2 separate regions of the Homo sapiens genome follow, and region 2 is linked to region 1. Evidence: read pairs that join two places in POLR2A ChIA-PET (ENCODE). Cell type or tissue: PC-9. All regions are shown on one strand.

Evidence for each region. Peaks named below come from ENCODE experiments on the same cell type or tissue, not always from the same donor. Only the 100,000 strongest peaks of a DNase experiment are listed, where the experiment ranks them.
Region 2: POLR2A ChIA-PET joins it to region 1 with 6 read pairs; 3 of 35 experiments call an interaction of 5 or more read pairs at or near these places.

The regions. Positions count from the first base shown.
Region 1 is chr2:36,326,550-36,334,549 of GRCh38, forward strand. No RefSeq gene overlaps it. Among named protein-coding and RNA genes, the nearest start is that of CRIM1-DT, 25 kb to the right of the region's middle. In PC-9, a CTCF peak has its summit at 7,283; DNase peaks (open chromatin) are centred at 3,422, 4,682, 7,162 and 7,262; H3K27ac peaks cover 2,308 bases.
Region 2 is chr2:36,036,531-36,044,530 of GRCh38, forward strand. No RefSeq gene overlaps it. Among named protein-coding and RNA genes, the nearest start is that of CRIM1-DT, 320 kb to the right of the region's middle. In PC-9, no CTCF peak of the experiment used is centred here; no DNase peak of the experiment used is centred here.

The sequences.
Region 1 (8,000 bases):
CCCCATAAAATTCCCAAATAACAGGATCCAAACATACATGAAACAAAACTTACAGAATTGAATAGAAAATAGACAATTCAATATGAATAATTGGAGATTTTAATCCTCACTTGCAATAATGGAAAGAACAACACAACTGAATATCAGCAAGGAAATAAAGGACTTGAGCAACACTGCACAGCAACTTAATTTAGCAGACATCTATAGAACACAGCAGAATCCAGCAACAGCAGAACACACTTTCTTCTCAAGCTCACATGGAACATTTTATAGGACAGACCATATGTTAGGCCATAAAATAAACTTCAGTAAATTTTTAAAAAGAGAATAATACAAAGTATGTTCTCCTACCACAATAAAATGAAATTAGAAGTAAATAACAGAAAGAAATTTGAGAAATTTACTAATATGTAAAAATTACACAACACACTCCTAAATAACCAATGGGTAAGAAAAGAAATAAAAAAAAAATTAGAAAAATGCATCGAGATGAATCACAATGAAAATACAGCATATCGTAATTATGGAACACAATGAAAACAGTACTTAGATATTTATAGCTGTAAATACCTATATTTAAAAAGAAGAAAAATCTTAAATTGATATCTTAACCTTTTGTCTTAAGAAACTAGAAAAAGAACAAACAAAAGCAAGGGGGAAGAAGAAAAGGATAAATACTGAAGTGTAAATAAATAAATAACAAGAAACCAATAGAGAACATAAGCAAAAGTAAAATTTGGTTCTTTGAAAAGATTAATACAATTGACAAATGTTTAGCTAGACTGGGCCAAGAAACAAGAAAAAGAGTAAAATTACTAAAATCAGAAATGAAAGAAGGAATATTACTACCAACCTTACAAAAATAAGAAGGATTATAAGGGAAGACAAAAAACAATTGTATTCTAATAAAGTAAATAATCTAGATAAAATGGACAAATTCACAGAAAAAATGAAACTATCAAAACTGATTCAAGAAGAAGCAGAATATCTGAATACACCAATTACAAGTAAAGAGATTGAACCAGCAATTTTAAAAAGGTTTCTTAATCTTCCCAGGATGAGAGGGCTTCACTGGTGAATTCTACCAATTGTTTAAAGAAGAATCAATATCAATCCTTCACAAAATTTCTAAAATTCAGAAGCAGCAAGAATATTTCTCAGCGTATTCTATGAGGCTACCATTAACCTGATTCTAAAAAACACAAAGGCATCACAAGAAACAAAAACTACAAACCAATATCCCTTATGAACATAGATTCAAAATTCCTCAAAAATATTCTAGAAAACTAAATCCAGCAACATATAAAAAGTACACCATAACCAAGTGAGATTTATCCCAAGAAGGTAAGGTTGGTTCGGTATATAAAAATCAACCACGTAATATACCATAATAATAGAATATAGAACAAAAACTACATGATCATCTCAATAGACAGAAAAAAGCATTTGCCAAAATCCATCACCATTTCATCAATAAAAATACTGCATCACTTAGGAATAGAAAGGAACTTCCTTAACCTGATAAAGAGCATCTATGAAAAACCCACGGGTAACGTTATACTTAATGAAAAAGACTGAAAGCTTTCCCTCTAAATCAAAAATAAGATAAATATGTCCACTCTTTATACTTCTACTCAACACTCTGCTGGAGGTTCTAGTCAGGGCAATTAGACAAGAAAAAGAAATAACAGGTATCCATATTGGGAAAGAAGTAAAATCATCTCTATTTGCAAATGTCTTAAATTTATACATAGAAAATTCCGAATAACCCCTTAAAAACTATTAGAACTAATAAGTTCAGTAAGGTTGCAGAATACAGATCAATATACAAAAGTCAATAGTGTGTTTTTTTACACTATCAATGAATAATCTGAAAACAAAATTAAGAAAACAATTCCATTTACAATATCAAAAGGAATAAAACACCTAGGAATAAATTTAATAAAATGAGTAACAACTAGTACTCTGAAAACTACAAAACATTGTTGAAAGAAATTAAAGAATATCTAGATTAAGGCAAAGATATCCCAAGATCATGTATTTAAAAGCTTAATACTGTTAAAATGGCAATAATCCAAAAGTTGATCTACAGATTAAATGGAATCTCTGTCAAAATTTCTACTGACTTTTTTTGCAGAAGTTGACAAGCTGATCCTGAGATTTATATGGAAATGCAAGACTCGGAATAGCTAAAAGAATTTGAAAAAGAACATAGTTGGAGGACTCAAATTTCCTGACTTCAAACTTATTATAAAACTGCAGAAATGAAGAGTGTGATACTGGCATAAGGGTAGGTATAAACATCATTGGAATAGATTTGGGAGTCTAGAAATAAACCCTACATTTATGGTCAGCTTATTTTGGGGAATCAATTGAGAATAGTGAAATCCATAGAGACAGAAAATTGATTAGCGGGGTTGTCAGGGGCTAGAGGGAGGAAAGAATGGAGAGTGACTGCTAGTACTTACAGGACTTTTGGTGGATGATGAAAATTTTGTGGAACTGCATAATAGTGATGGTTGCACAACTTTATGAACATATTAAAACCACTGGATTGCACACTTTGTTAAAAAATGTATGAATGGATGAATGAATGAATGACTATTCCAAATCATCCTCACACTTCTAGACATTTATCAAAGTTTGCCCTATTATATGATTATTTCTGAACATGGATGGCCTCCCCATATAGATTGTATGATGCTTAAGGAAAAGAATCACACGCCATTTACTCTTGTATCAAGAAAAATATTTATACCTGGTAGGAGATCAATAAACCCTTGTTGAATAAATTGATATCCCCAACACTCCAAGCTTTCTAACACTTATGTTTCCCTAAGAGCCTTCAATATGCTTGAGTAGACTCCAAAACCACAGATCCAGCCTCACCCACTCAGCTTCTTTGAGATCTGCAGCAGTTGCTTGCCAGATAATTAGAACCAAGAGCTTGTTTATGTCAATGCTGATTTTATTCCATTCCTTGTCTGAAGAGCTATTTTGCTAAAGTGTTTTTCATTAGGAGTTAAGTGATTCAATTCTGTGTTATACTCATCTTCCTCGTCTTCCAATAATCCAGCCTTTACTATGTCCCAGCCCCCTCTTCTTCTCCAGTCTCCCCTGTCCTTCTACATCTTCTGCTTTCTAAATTTGGAATTCTGTAGCCAAACAATGCACATTTTTTTGTTTTTATTGTCCTGGTCTTGCGGAAGGTTGATAGTTACCTCCACTCTGTGCTTTGGCACTCATTTATTCATCCATTCATTTATTCAACCAATACCTATGAACACCTAATATATACCCCCACACTGTTCCAGTTGCTCTGTTGCTCTGATTAATTTTGTTTTTACTCGTTGACATGGAAATGAAGTGTGTGTTTGCTTATGCAGCCAAAGGAATTTGTGTCGCACATCCTCTGAGAATGTTAGAGGAATTTGGTGTTTGTATGTGCTAATACCTAGTGATAAACTAGCAGACTCATTGATTAATAATTTCCATATTTGAAGGATCTTGAAACATGAATCAACTCCTTTTCATCTACCATAGGTACCAGTATTTTAATCAATTCGAATTTCAAATCCTTCTTGCAAATTTAAGCAAATTGCCATCTGTTGCTCAGGTTGCACTGGTTATGGCTTCAGTGTTACTGTTACCTTTGCAGCTTAAGTCAAAAAGGAAAAAGAAGAAGGAATAATTGTTGAGCATTAACATCTTGCTTATATAGGCATTCCTGACATATAATTACTGGCAGCTATCCAGAAAATGTGGCCTAGTTTCTGGAGGCCTGTTTAGTCTGCCATATTAAAAGATGCACAATAATGTAATCAACTCAAGAATTTGATTATCTGTACCTATATATTTTCTTTTTAATAGTGTAACAAAATCCTTCAGTCCCATTTTAAGAAAGCCTCAGAAACTGTTAGGCTTCATGCTGAGCTGAGTTCAAACTTATTATAAAACTGCAGAAATGAAGAGTGTGATACTGGCATAAGGGCAGGTACAAACAGAGAGAGGCCTAGATGTTCTGTGTGTGACTATCTGAGCAATGATTTAGGTGGGCAGAGCCGCCAGCTTCCAGACTGGCAGACCCAGTTTCAGGAGAGACAGTATCAGAGCACGGTGCTTGCTTGGGCCTGCCCCTTTCTCTCACTCCTCAAACAACCATTAGTCCTGTTTTCCAGCAGCTGCCTGTAGAGGAACCAAAAACAATTTTTTTTTTAATCAACCCTCACTCTGGTCTTCATGGAAAGCTGCCTACTTTGCTGTTGGGCCTCTCAGATTGCATGTTTGATCTATCAGGAACTGGCCTTCCTCCACCAACTCAGAATTCTCTCTAGTCTGGTAAGTAAATGTGTGCATCTGAACATTGAAATGTTTTTAAATCCTGAAACCAATTCAGAGGACTGTAGATCTGGAAGGCTGCTTAGAGCCTTGTTTAGTCCAGAGACCAGTAGCATCAGCATCACTTGGGTAATGCAGAAATGCCAATTATTAGACTTATTCCAGACTTTTACTGACTTAGAATCTCTGAGGGTGGGGCACAGAGATCTGAATGTTTCAAAGCCCTAAAGGTGATCCTGATACTAACTAAAGTTTGAGATGCCCTGGCATGTTTGTTATTCTGTGCCATTCTTCACATTCTGACCTCTTGCCTAAAGCCGGTTCACTTCTTTCTCAGAACCTATGGCCTGAATACCTGTTCCATTGTATCTTGCCCCTGTCACTGTTTCCCCTAGATGAGAGTTACTGATTCCAGCCTCCATTGTCCTCTCTGGACTGAACTCTGTATCTGCAGGCTCATTCCTGCACTTTCTTACTTTTCTGAGCTCAGTCTCTCACCTGTCTGCCTATGCGAGCTACCTTCATGCTTCAATTCCAACCTTTCTTCCTGCCTACAACTCCCCTCTTCTGACCTTACTGCAGAGGGTGAAATCTACACATTAAAGCTACCAGAGCATGATGCCTATTAACACAGGTATCCAAAAAGTTCTCTGTGCCATCTGTCTTTCCCCCTTGCTGCCTATCTTCCACACAGCTGCCAGTTATTTTCCTAAGGAACAAAACTGATACTATCGTCCGCTAAAAAGTCTTACAGACTTGCAATTACAGGCACAATTTTCTGCAGGATAAAGTTCAAATTCCTTAGCGTGATATCCAAAACCCTCCACAGCCTATAACTAATTTATATCCTGAATTTCATTGCTATTGTCCCTCTCACCCCCAGCACTACACCTCTCTCATGTCAGCCTCACATGTCTGACAATCTACTTGTCAGGCGTCAGTGCCTTTGCACCTGTTATTTCCTCTGCCTGATTTGCTCTTCTTCTTACTTCGCCGGTGACTAGTTTTTTAAGACTCAATTCAAGTGCCATCCCTTCAGTAAGGCTCTCACCACCTCCTTCAGGCTGAGTTACATGCACTTTTCCCTGGGCACTTGGTTGACAATTTTCATCTCATCACTTGTGACATTGTGCTTGAATTGTCAGTTTATATATCTTCTTTACAAACTAGAAACTGTTCATGCACAGAGAGAGTGTCTTGTCTTAATTGAAATTAAGAGCCTAATATGGTGGAGGGGCATGTTGTAGAAACTCAATAAATACTGCCAAATGAATATTCGGATTCTTAAGAAGTGTGCCCCAAGGAAATGCTGTAATAAGGAAGCTTGCTTTATAAATGTGCATGAGGTAAACCCCTTTGTAAATCAGGGATCCATTTTGTAAAGAAATAAATTACTTTGTGATATAAAATAGTCAATCCCTGATTCGTCTGTATAGTATTTCCATATCTATTATTATCCTAATATAATAGCATACCTATTATTTTTTCAAGCATATCTGCAATTTATACTGGCTTTCTAATTCGGAAAGTTCGTTGCTTATTCCGGGTACCTGAAGGTTTGTTTTATTCCAACTTCTGATAGACTAGGGTTTTCTAGAAAAAGACAAGGAATGTATGTGAGTTGTGACTTGTGAGTGCATGGAATTTAAAATATAAAAAAAGTTTAAAAGCTTCATTTTTAATATATGAAATAAATCTTATAGGTTTTTATGAAATTTTGTAGGTTTTTATGAAAAAATCTAAATCACTTTAAGTACTACTAAATTCAAGTTGTTTAAAGAAAATTCCATGTCATCTATAATACGTGTATGATACAATAGTCACCCTTTATCTTTGCGGGATATATTCCCAAACCCCCACTGGATATCTGAAATGGAAGATAGTACCAAGCCCTATAGAGACTATTTTTCCTATACATACATCCTATGATTTGATTTAATACCATTTCCATCTTAACTAAGCACTTATCACACCTGTGGCTATAACTTTTGTAGTTTGAAGTGCAGCAGCAAAACTAGAAGAAATTTCTTTTTCCTCGTTCACAATGTCATGGATAGATTTGTTCTTACTGTAGATCTTAGCAGCCTCAGCAACTGATTTTTTCTCTTTCCTTATTGAGTCAATTACTTTCACCTTTTCTTTTCTTTTCTTTTTTTTTTTTTTTTTTTTTTTTGACGGATTTTTGCTGTCGCCCAGGCTGGAGTGCAGTGGTGCCAGCTTGGCTCACTGCAACATCCATCTCCCGGGTTCAAGTGATTCTCCTGCCTCATCCTCCCAAGTAACTGGGATTACAGGCACCTGCCACCATGCCCAGCTAATTTTTGTCTTTTTAGTAGAGACTGGGTTTTGCCTTGTTGACCAGGCTAGTCTCGAACTCCTGACCTCAGGTGATCTGCCCACCTCGGCCTCCCAAAGTGCTGGGATTACAGGCATGAGCCACCATGCCCAGCCTTTACCTTTTCACTTAAAGCACTTTACAGCTTCTCATTCCCATATTTGAATTGCTAGCATCACTACTCTTGTGCTTTGGGGCCATTATTAAGTAAAATAAGAGTTCCTTGAACACAAGCACTTTGATACCACAGTAGCCAATCTGATAACCTAGATGGCTACTAAGTGACTAATGGGTGAGTAGTGTATACAGCATAGGTACCTAAACAAAGGGATGGTTCACATCCTAGGTGGGACAGAGCTGGAAGGTGTGAGATTTCATCATGCTACTTAGAACAGTAAGAGATTTAAAACTTATGAATTGTTTATTTCTGAGATTTTCCATTTAGTATTTTTGGACTGCGGTTGACTGGGGGTAACTGACACTGCTGAAGGTGAAACCATGGATAAAGGAAACTGCTGTATTCTCACGTGTAACATCACCGGAGCCACCAGCAGGCTTATGATTTCTATTTGATAGGTGAAGGGTGCCTTACAGCCTTTGTAACTAGTGCCCTCTAGGGCTATGCAGTTCCCTACCTACACAATGATTCTTGACGACTTCAATGTAAAATAAAAGGTCTATGCTTCATCACAAACAGTTTTCTTCTAGCTCTTAGTGGAGTCTCCCCTATACCAGTGATTTTTTATGGGGTAGTGCTTTATGGCTACAATGATTGTAGGAGAGTGGTGTTCCTGACACACAATAGGCAGGGCAAAGGAACGATATGCTTCCAAAACTTTATGGACCAGTCCTTTAAACAAAGAATTGTCTATGTCCTGCACCCTTTTTTTTTAATGTCCTGCTAACTTTTTTATGAAAGCAAAAAGAGTTGTTTATAATTATCTTCACCTAGAATCTAATGCTGTTTTACATATAAACAAAAAGTAGTTTTACAGTCCTAATATATACTGAGTTTTTCAGGAATGCAACAATCCAGTAAATAAAAAGTTGTTATTTTTTAACTTTACAACTTTACCAAGAGTTCTTGGTAAATGACTGTTTGCCGTTCTAAAAAAAATAAAATATATCACTCAAAGAAATGCTGTTCCTGGAATTTAGGTCACCAACATAGCACCTATACCAGTCTGCATTCGTAGCTGTTCAAGTCACAGGAGATGCTGTGCAGGGGTGCAAGCATATGCCTACTATTCTGTGTCTTCTGATGGAATTGTGTCTAAGCATTTCCATATTGAAATACAGAATATTCTATTACAAATGGTTTTCTTTT
Region 2 (8,000 bases), 290 kb before region 1:
CAGTACAGAGTGTCTTCGTGGGTCAGAGAAGGAAGGGGTCCCTTTTATCTGGGGAAATCAAGGCAAGCCGATGAATTCTTTTTGGATGGTAAGAACTTCAGGATAGATGATTGGAACTGCAAGAGAAGAGCACATTCAAGTGAAGAGAATAACTCAAGCAGAAGGACCTTCATGCATATTTAACAGGTGGTGAGTAGACCAGTTTGCCTGGAAGACAGGTTTGTTTAAATGAGCGAGGTATAAAAATGGAAATGTAATTTTGGAATATATAAGGTAAAAAGACCAGAAATAGGGTAATGGAGTTAAAGTTAAAAAAAGGAAATGTATCACAATAGCAAAGATGTGGAATCAACCTAGGTCCCCATCAGTGATGGATTGGGTAAAGAAAATGTAGTACATATACACCATGAAATACTACACAGCCATGAAAAGGATGAAATCACATTCTTTGCAGCAACATAGATGCTGCTGGAGGCCATTATCCTAAGTGAATTAATACATGAACAGAAAACCAAATACCACATGTTCTCACTTACAGGTAGGAGCTAATCATTGGGTACACATAGATATAAAGATGGCAAAAATAGAAACTGGGGACTACTAAAGGGGGGAAGGAAGAGAGAGGGCAAGGGTTGAAAAACTAACTACTGAGTACTATGCTCAGTACCTGGGTGATGGGATCATTAATACCCTAAACCTCAACTTCGTACAATATATCCAGGTAACAAACTTGCACGTGCACTCCCTCAAGATAAAATAAATTTTTTTAAAAAAAGAGAATGCCATTTAAACTCTGTTTTAACATATACCAAGGATAATTCCCAAACTTGTCATATATCCCCAAATAGATTTAAAACCAAAGTGTTCAGTCATTCCACAATTCTGTAAATAATTCCATTTTGATGTTTTTTATTTTCCATTGTGTTGATGTTGTCGCAATCACTTTCTAGCCATTTTATGTCCCAGATTCAGGTCATCCTTATGTTCATACTCTTCTTTTTCATTTTTTTAATATTTTTTAATAAGCTTTTTATTTTAGGGTAGTTTTAGATTTACAGAAAAGTTGCAAAGATATTACAGACTTCCTACATGCCCAGCATCCATTTTCCTCTGCTGTTAAGATCTCATATGGTGTGTTTTTCACAAGTAACATCATAACCAACACTGATACATTATCACTAAGTAAAGTCCATGCTGTATTCATATTCATTTAGTTTTTATCTAATGTGATGTTTGCCATTCCAAGATCCTATTTGGTATACCACATTATGTTTAATTTTCAAATTTATTTAGACCGTGACAGTTTCTCAGGCTTTCTTTGGTTTCGGTGTCTCTAAGGAAGACTGGTCAGATATTTTGTAGAATGTTCCTCAATATGGGTTTGTTGGATGTTTTTCTCATGATTGGAGTGGAGATGTGAGTTTTGGGGAGAAAGATACAGAGGTAAAGCGTCAATTTTATCACATCATGTCAAGGGCACCCATTATCAAAGTGACATCAATGTTGATGTTAAGCTTGATCACATGGTTGAGATAGTGTTTCTCAGGTTTCTGCACTGCAAAGGAACTATTTTTCCACATTTTTCATACTGTGCTCTTTGGAAGACAGTCACTATATTTATCCCACATTTAAGGAATGGGAGAATTATGCTTCACCTTCTTGAGAGTAAAGTATCTACATAAATTATTTGAAATTTTACAAATAAGATTTGTTTATTGCCTCTCATTTATTTGTTTATTGAATCATATATTTATGTCAGTATGAACTCATAGGTATATATTTTATACCTTGATTACAATCTAATACTATGTTGTTAATTTTGTTACTCAAATTATTCCAACTTTAGCCATCGAGAGTTCTTTCTTGGTTTCTGGATCCTTTGACATATCTCCGTTAGATTTTCTCTTTAGCTTTTCTTTATTTTCTGTTACTATAATATAGTCTAAGCCTATTTTGTCTATTCCCTGGCCCTGCTCTAGAGTTAGCCACTTCTCCAAGGAGGCCTGGTTTCCTTACATAGAGAATGGCATTTGAAACCAAGGTCTGGGCTCTGGATGTGCTCATTGCATCTGCATTGTCATTGCTTCTAGGCCCTCTCAGTAAATGGAGCTCAGAAATATATGTATATGCACTAACTCGTGTATACATAGATATTTATTATTATTTCTATATTTAGTTATTTGTATCCATATTGAACTAATTATGAGTTCATATTGAGGTATCCAACTGTAATCCAGTACTAAATGATTTATTCTTGTCTTCCCCCTTTGCTTACTTGTAACTTCCTATTACAACAGTAAGAAATCTCCTGCCATCCAGACATATATAACCTATTTGTTCAATCCTAGTATACATGCATAGTGGTTTCAGAATTGTTCATCTGTACTGCCGGGAGAAGCAACTTTAACAACTAGACTACAGTATGTATATATAGTTCCTTTTATCTTTACTCTTAGTCTCCACTCATTTCCAAAGTTATTTAGGTCTGCACCTTTTCTTTTAATTAATAAATTTTATTTTTAGAGAAGCTTTACGTTTGCAGAAAAATCTAGCAGAAATTACAGAGAACCACCATATGCCTCTTTTCCTGCCTGCTCACTGTTTTCATGTTTTCTCCTATTATTAATATATTTCCTTTGTATGATGCAATTGATACACAAATATTGATACATTATTATTAACTAGAGTCCATTGTTTACATTAGGGTTCATTCTTTGTGTTAAGCAGTTTTATGAGTTTTGACAAATGTATAATTTCATATATCCACCATTACAGTATGATATATAATAGTTTCACCACCACTAAAACCCCCTGTGTTTTATCTAGCCAATCTTACTCCTTCCCCAAAGCTCTGGCAATGACTGAACTATATAATGTCTAAGGTTTTGTCTTTTCTAGAATATCTATAAAAAATGAAATGATAGAGCATATGGTTTTTTTCAACCTGGTTTCTATCACTTAACAGTACGCATTTAAGGTTCTTTGTGTCTCTTCGAGGTTTGATGATTCATTTATTTTTATTACTCAATAATATTCCATTGTATGGATGGACTATATCTACTTACCTATTGAAGGACATCTTAGTTGCTTACAGTTTTGGTGATTATTAATAAAGTTACTATAAACATCCCTGCGTGTAAATTTTCAAGTCAATTGTGTAAATATCTAAGAGCATATGTGGTAAGATTTTAGTTTTGGCAGAAACTACCAACCTGTCTTCCAAAGCAGTGGTGCCATTTTTATTTTCCACCGGCAATGATTGAGACTTTCTGTTGTTCAGTATCCTTAGTAGTAATTGATATTGTCAGATTTTGGATTTTAGTAATTCTAATACATGTGTAATATTTTTCATTGCTGTTTTAATTTGCAGTTCCTCAATGGCAAATTATTTTAGGTATCTTTTTTTGTGTGCTTATTTTTCATTTGTATATTTTCTTTGGGGAGGTGCCTATTTGATCTTTGCCATTATTCATTGGATTGTTTGTTCTTTTTGTTTAATTTTAATAGTTTTTGTATGTTCTAGATATATATATTCTAAATATTCTGGGTATTTATCAGGTATGTGATTTGCAAATATTTTCTCCCAGTCTATGGCTTATGTTTTTCATTCTCTTAATAGTGTGTCTTGCAGAGTCATTTGTTTTAAAAACTTTGAATTTAATGAGTAATTTTTAACACTTATGAATTCAGCATTATTTTTGTACTGGTCTAATGTAAATTTACTCTGTTCACATCTTTCAATTATTCATGTTTTTGTCATCTGTTCAGATGGAGTTAGTCTCTCTACAATGTCTTTAGTCCACTTTGATTCAAAATTAAGAGAACTAGGAAGGACCCATCATCATGAAAGGCCACAGCATCCTGTGTTTCCCCAGTAATGTCACCATTCCTTTCCTCACAGTACTCATTTGGGAGAATATCAAAGGGGAAAGTTTGTTTTTCTGAGAGTCATCTCCAGCTACAATTCCATCATAGAAAAACAAGAAGCCAGTGAAGTGAAAAGAAAATAGATTCCATACCATTTAAAATGATTGCACTAATTTCATGTAGTGGTAAACATTAATTTATTCAGCAGTAGATTTCAATTATGTTTCTAATTTGTAAATGTTGCCCTCCAGTAGATCTCAAATTAGAGGGCTAAGCACTAAGGAATGGAAAGGCAATGACATTGCAATTAGAAAGTCTTCTAAAATGTTCACTTAACTATTTGAGAAGGTAGTAAATGGTTCACGTTATTTATTAATAAAAGGCATATATGACATTTGATTTATATGGCATTCATAACAATGTTTCTTTGACTGGTTTTCATTTTCTGTTTTGAAGCTATCTAGTTATATCTGAATCTTCCCTGGAATGGTTGATATTTTAATAAGTTTGAAGATTGCCATGGAAAATAATTATCTGGCTACTCTAAAAGATATTACAAGAACTCATCTAATTCTTATTATAAAGGGATTTGTTGTGTGCAACAGAGCACCAGAAATAAGAAAGCCATTTTCATCATATTCCCAACATTGTGAGAAGATACCAAAAGAGATCCTTGTCTAATCCTTTTTAATTTTTTTTTCAGATTCCCCATCATGTTTTGTAGCCTCTCCAATCCCTAAGAAATGTGAGAGTCAGACAGAACAGTATTTACAGTCACAGTTTAGCTTAAACAATTTGGGAATCTCTCTCTGAGGTTTAGTTTCTACAACTAAAAAGGAAATAGGAAAAACGCATGCCTTATAAGCTTATTGTGAGGGCTAATTGAAGTAATGAAGATGAAATCTGCACAGCCACGAGGGTAATGTTAGCTTCCCATTCTTTGTATGTTGAATTTTCTTTCCTTTGAAATATACTCACCATAAGCTTTCATAGTTCATATAGGATGCCAGAGTCATGGACTTAGTGTTCTATTTCATTTCTTTTTAAAAAATACCAAATCTCACGCACATTATAGTCCAGCTGCCCTCTTGCCACACTTTCCATGGGCCTACCCTTCATGCGGGAGCTCCCCCACCCAAGGTCCCCTCTCCATGGCCTCCCCTGCAAGCAAGCTCTGAATGAAGGACATTACACATTCCAGCATACTTTGAATATCATTTGCATATTTATTTCCATGAAGGTAAGAGTTGTGTCCTCTTACCTTCACAATAAGTTCTCAGAAATTGTTTAGGAATCAATGAAAGGTAGGAAAAGAGGAAGGGAGAGAGGGAAGGAAGGAAGGAACGCAGGAAGGAAGGAAGGAAGGAAGGAAGGGAGGGAGGGAGGGAGGGAGGGAGGGAGGGAAGTTTATCGTTTGAAGACAGGCATGAAGAGCTTTTTCTCCTTTTTGCAAGCACCCCCTAGAGAATAAAGCAAACTTATTTTTTCTTTATTAGATCAGTGGGAACTTTAAGAAACCTGCAGCACATTAGTGTAAAGGAAGTTCTGTTTAGCTTCCTCTACTAAGCCTAAATGACTCCTCGTGGTTTGTCTTGTTATCACTCTCAATATTTATGGTGAGATCTGGGCAAAACTTCGAAGGCTTTGAATTCTCTGAGCCCTCAAATTTCTTCTTGCACTGCTCTAATAATATAAAACTCTCCAGATTTCTTTTCACCCTGCAAATGGTCTCAAGCATCATTTATGCATGTGGCTGCAATGAAACAATGCAGGCTTCACTCCAACTGGGCAAGTTTGTTTTGCCAGATATTTAACTTTAATGAAGTCCTATTGAATAAAACTTAAATGCCAGAGAAAGGTTTTTAAAATTGCAGATGGGATTCGAGAGGATGTTGGAAAATTATCCCCTTGACACCGAAAATTTTCCCCAAGCCAGCACTAAAGTCCAGTAGTTTTAGGGAGCGGTGGATTAGATAGGATCCCCAAGCTGATCTTTATCAGAAAGTACCACTGAGAACTTGGAAGTGCTCTTCAGAACAAAGTGGGGCCAAAGCTGGAGCTGCTTGGGTCCAGGCATCACATGCCAAGGGTCACTTGGTTTCACACTAGGAGTTTCTTAGACCTAGAGCTACCCCACCAAAATAACAAGTCTCTCAGAACACCCAGCCTGCTGTATTCTCCCTGGCCCCAGTCCTCTCCCCTTTTCTGATCTTAGTTCCCTTAACTCTATCATCTGGTTTCCAATCTCCCTTTCAGTGTATGAAAGGAATCTGTCTTGGAAAAGTCCGTCTAAACAAGGAAAAAACATTTAAACTTTCTGGACTGAAAATCATTATTCACAAAATATTTATTGAGACCAGCACAGTGGTTCACGCCTGTAATCCCAGCACTTTGGGAGACCAAGGCGGGAAGATCACCTGAGGTCAGCAGTTAAAGACCAGCCTGGCCAAAATGGCAAAACCCCGTCTCTACTAAAAAAAAATAAACACATAAATTAGCCAGCCATGGTGGCGCACATCTGTAATCCTAGCTACTCAGGAGGCTGAGGCAGGAGAATCACTTGAACTTGGTAGGCAGAGGTTGCAGTGAGCTGAGATCACGCCATTGCACTCCAGCCCGGGAGAGAGAGCAAGACTCCATCTCAAAAAGAAAAAAGAAAAGAAAAAAAAACTATTTATTGAATATATAGCACATCATGTGGTACTACAGAAAGTAAGATGAGCTCAGGCACAATTTCTATCCTTGCAATGCTTATACTTATAAAAGTATTCCAGTTCAATGAGGATTCTTTTTTCATTTGTTAGTTCATTACCCTCTCAATAAAGGCATTTTCTGTTTCCAGTGTATTAGGATTTATGTGGGGCAACAAAAGAGGGTTTTCTCTCTTCTCCATCTTTTGTCAAATGTTTTCTTTGTTTAAAGCTAGTACAATGCCACTTTAGTTAAATCACATTTGCTTTTTTGTAATATAACTGTCATGTCAAAACTATTGTATTATTGTGGAAGTTAGTAAATACAAAAATTGCATTTTCAGAATAAAATGACATAAAACTCATTTTTATTTTATCCTTTGACTTTCCCTATGTATGGATCTTCCAGCAAAGTGCTACATTGAATTTTTTTCTCTGTAATTTTTCTCAGGGTCATTTGCCTATCTCTCCCTTCCCTGTACACAAGCACAAACACCTGCCAAAGACAACCAATGAGTCCCTGGCCGGAGTCAGAGGCAATCCAGTCATGAACATTCCTGCTGAAAACCTAGTGCTTCAGGGACATGCTTGTCTCCTGCTCTCTCTAGAAGTAGTGAAAAATCTGAAGATGACACACATTGTGGGGTCCCCAGAAATGGAAAAGCTTTGGGTCATTTAATCATCACATGCACATATGATATTGTGTGGATTCTTTTAATTGAACTTCTTTGTGGAACATTATACTGAGTGTTTGCAAATGGGAATGAACCCAAAGCTGTTTACTAGGGCATAATTTTCCCCCAGTACTGATGGACTCACACCAAGTGCAAGTACAAAATACTGACTTGGTCCTTCATGCTAGAGGGTTTCTTTAATGCAAGGGTTATATATTATAGACTGCAGTACATCTATGGGTGTTTGATGTGTAAACATAAAGAAGTATTGAAAACAACCTTTCAGTCTGTCGGCCAAAAAAATCTTAAAAGTTTAGTTCACCAGGATCTTTATTGGATTGGCTAGCAGTGTCTAAAATAAATGTTTCCTTTGTCAATTTTTCAGTGAATTTGTCAAAAACAAATAGAAAGATTTTCAGTGAGCTTTATTCTGTGTGTAAACACAATGCTATTTATTCATGAAAGAAAACTACTTCATGAAAACCAAATTACTACTGTGCCAACCAATTTTGTCAAAGCTCTCTTAAGGTCTATAAAATTTTTTGCAATGCATTTTGGTTTTAGAAAGATGATGGCAATTCTTTCCTCTAGATGATGTGGAAGTAATAGGCTATGATCTATACGACTACAGGGAAACATAAAGCACAGTTTGACCCTTCCTGGCCACCTCTAGTTTGAATCAATATTGCAACTATTATATAAACAAACATAATCAAATCATTTGGAGTGTTAAGAGCCAGAGGATTGCAAAAGGCTCTGTAGGGGGTAT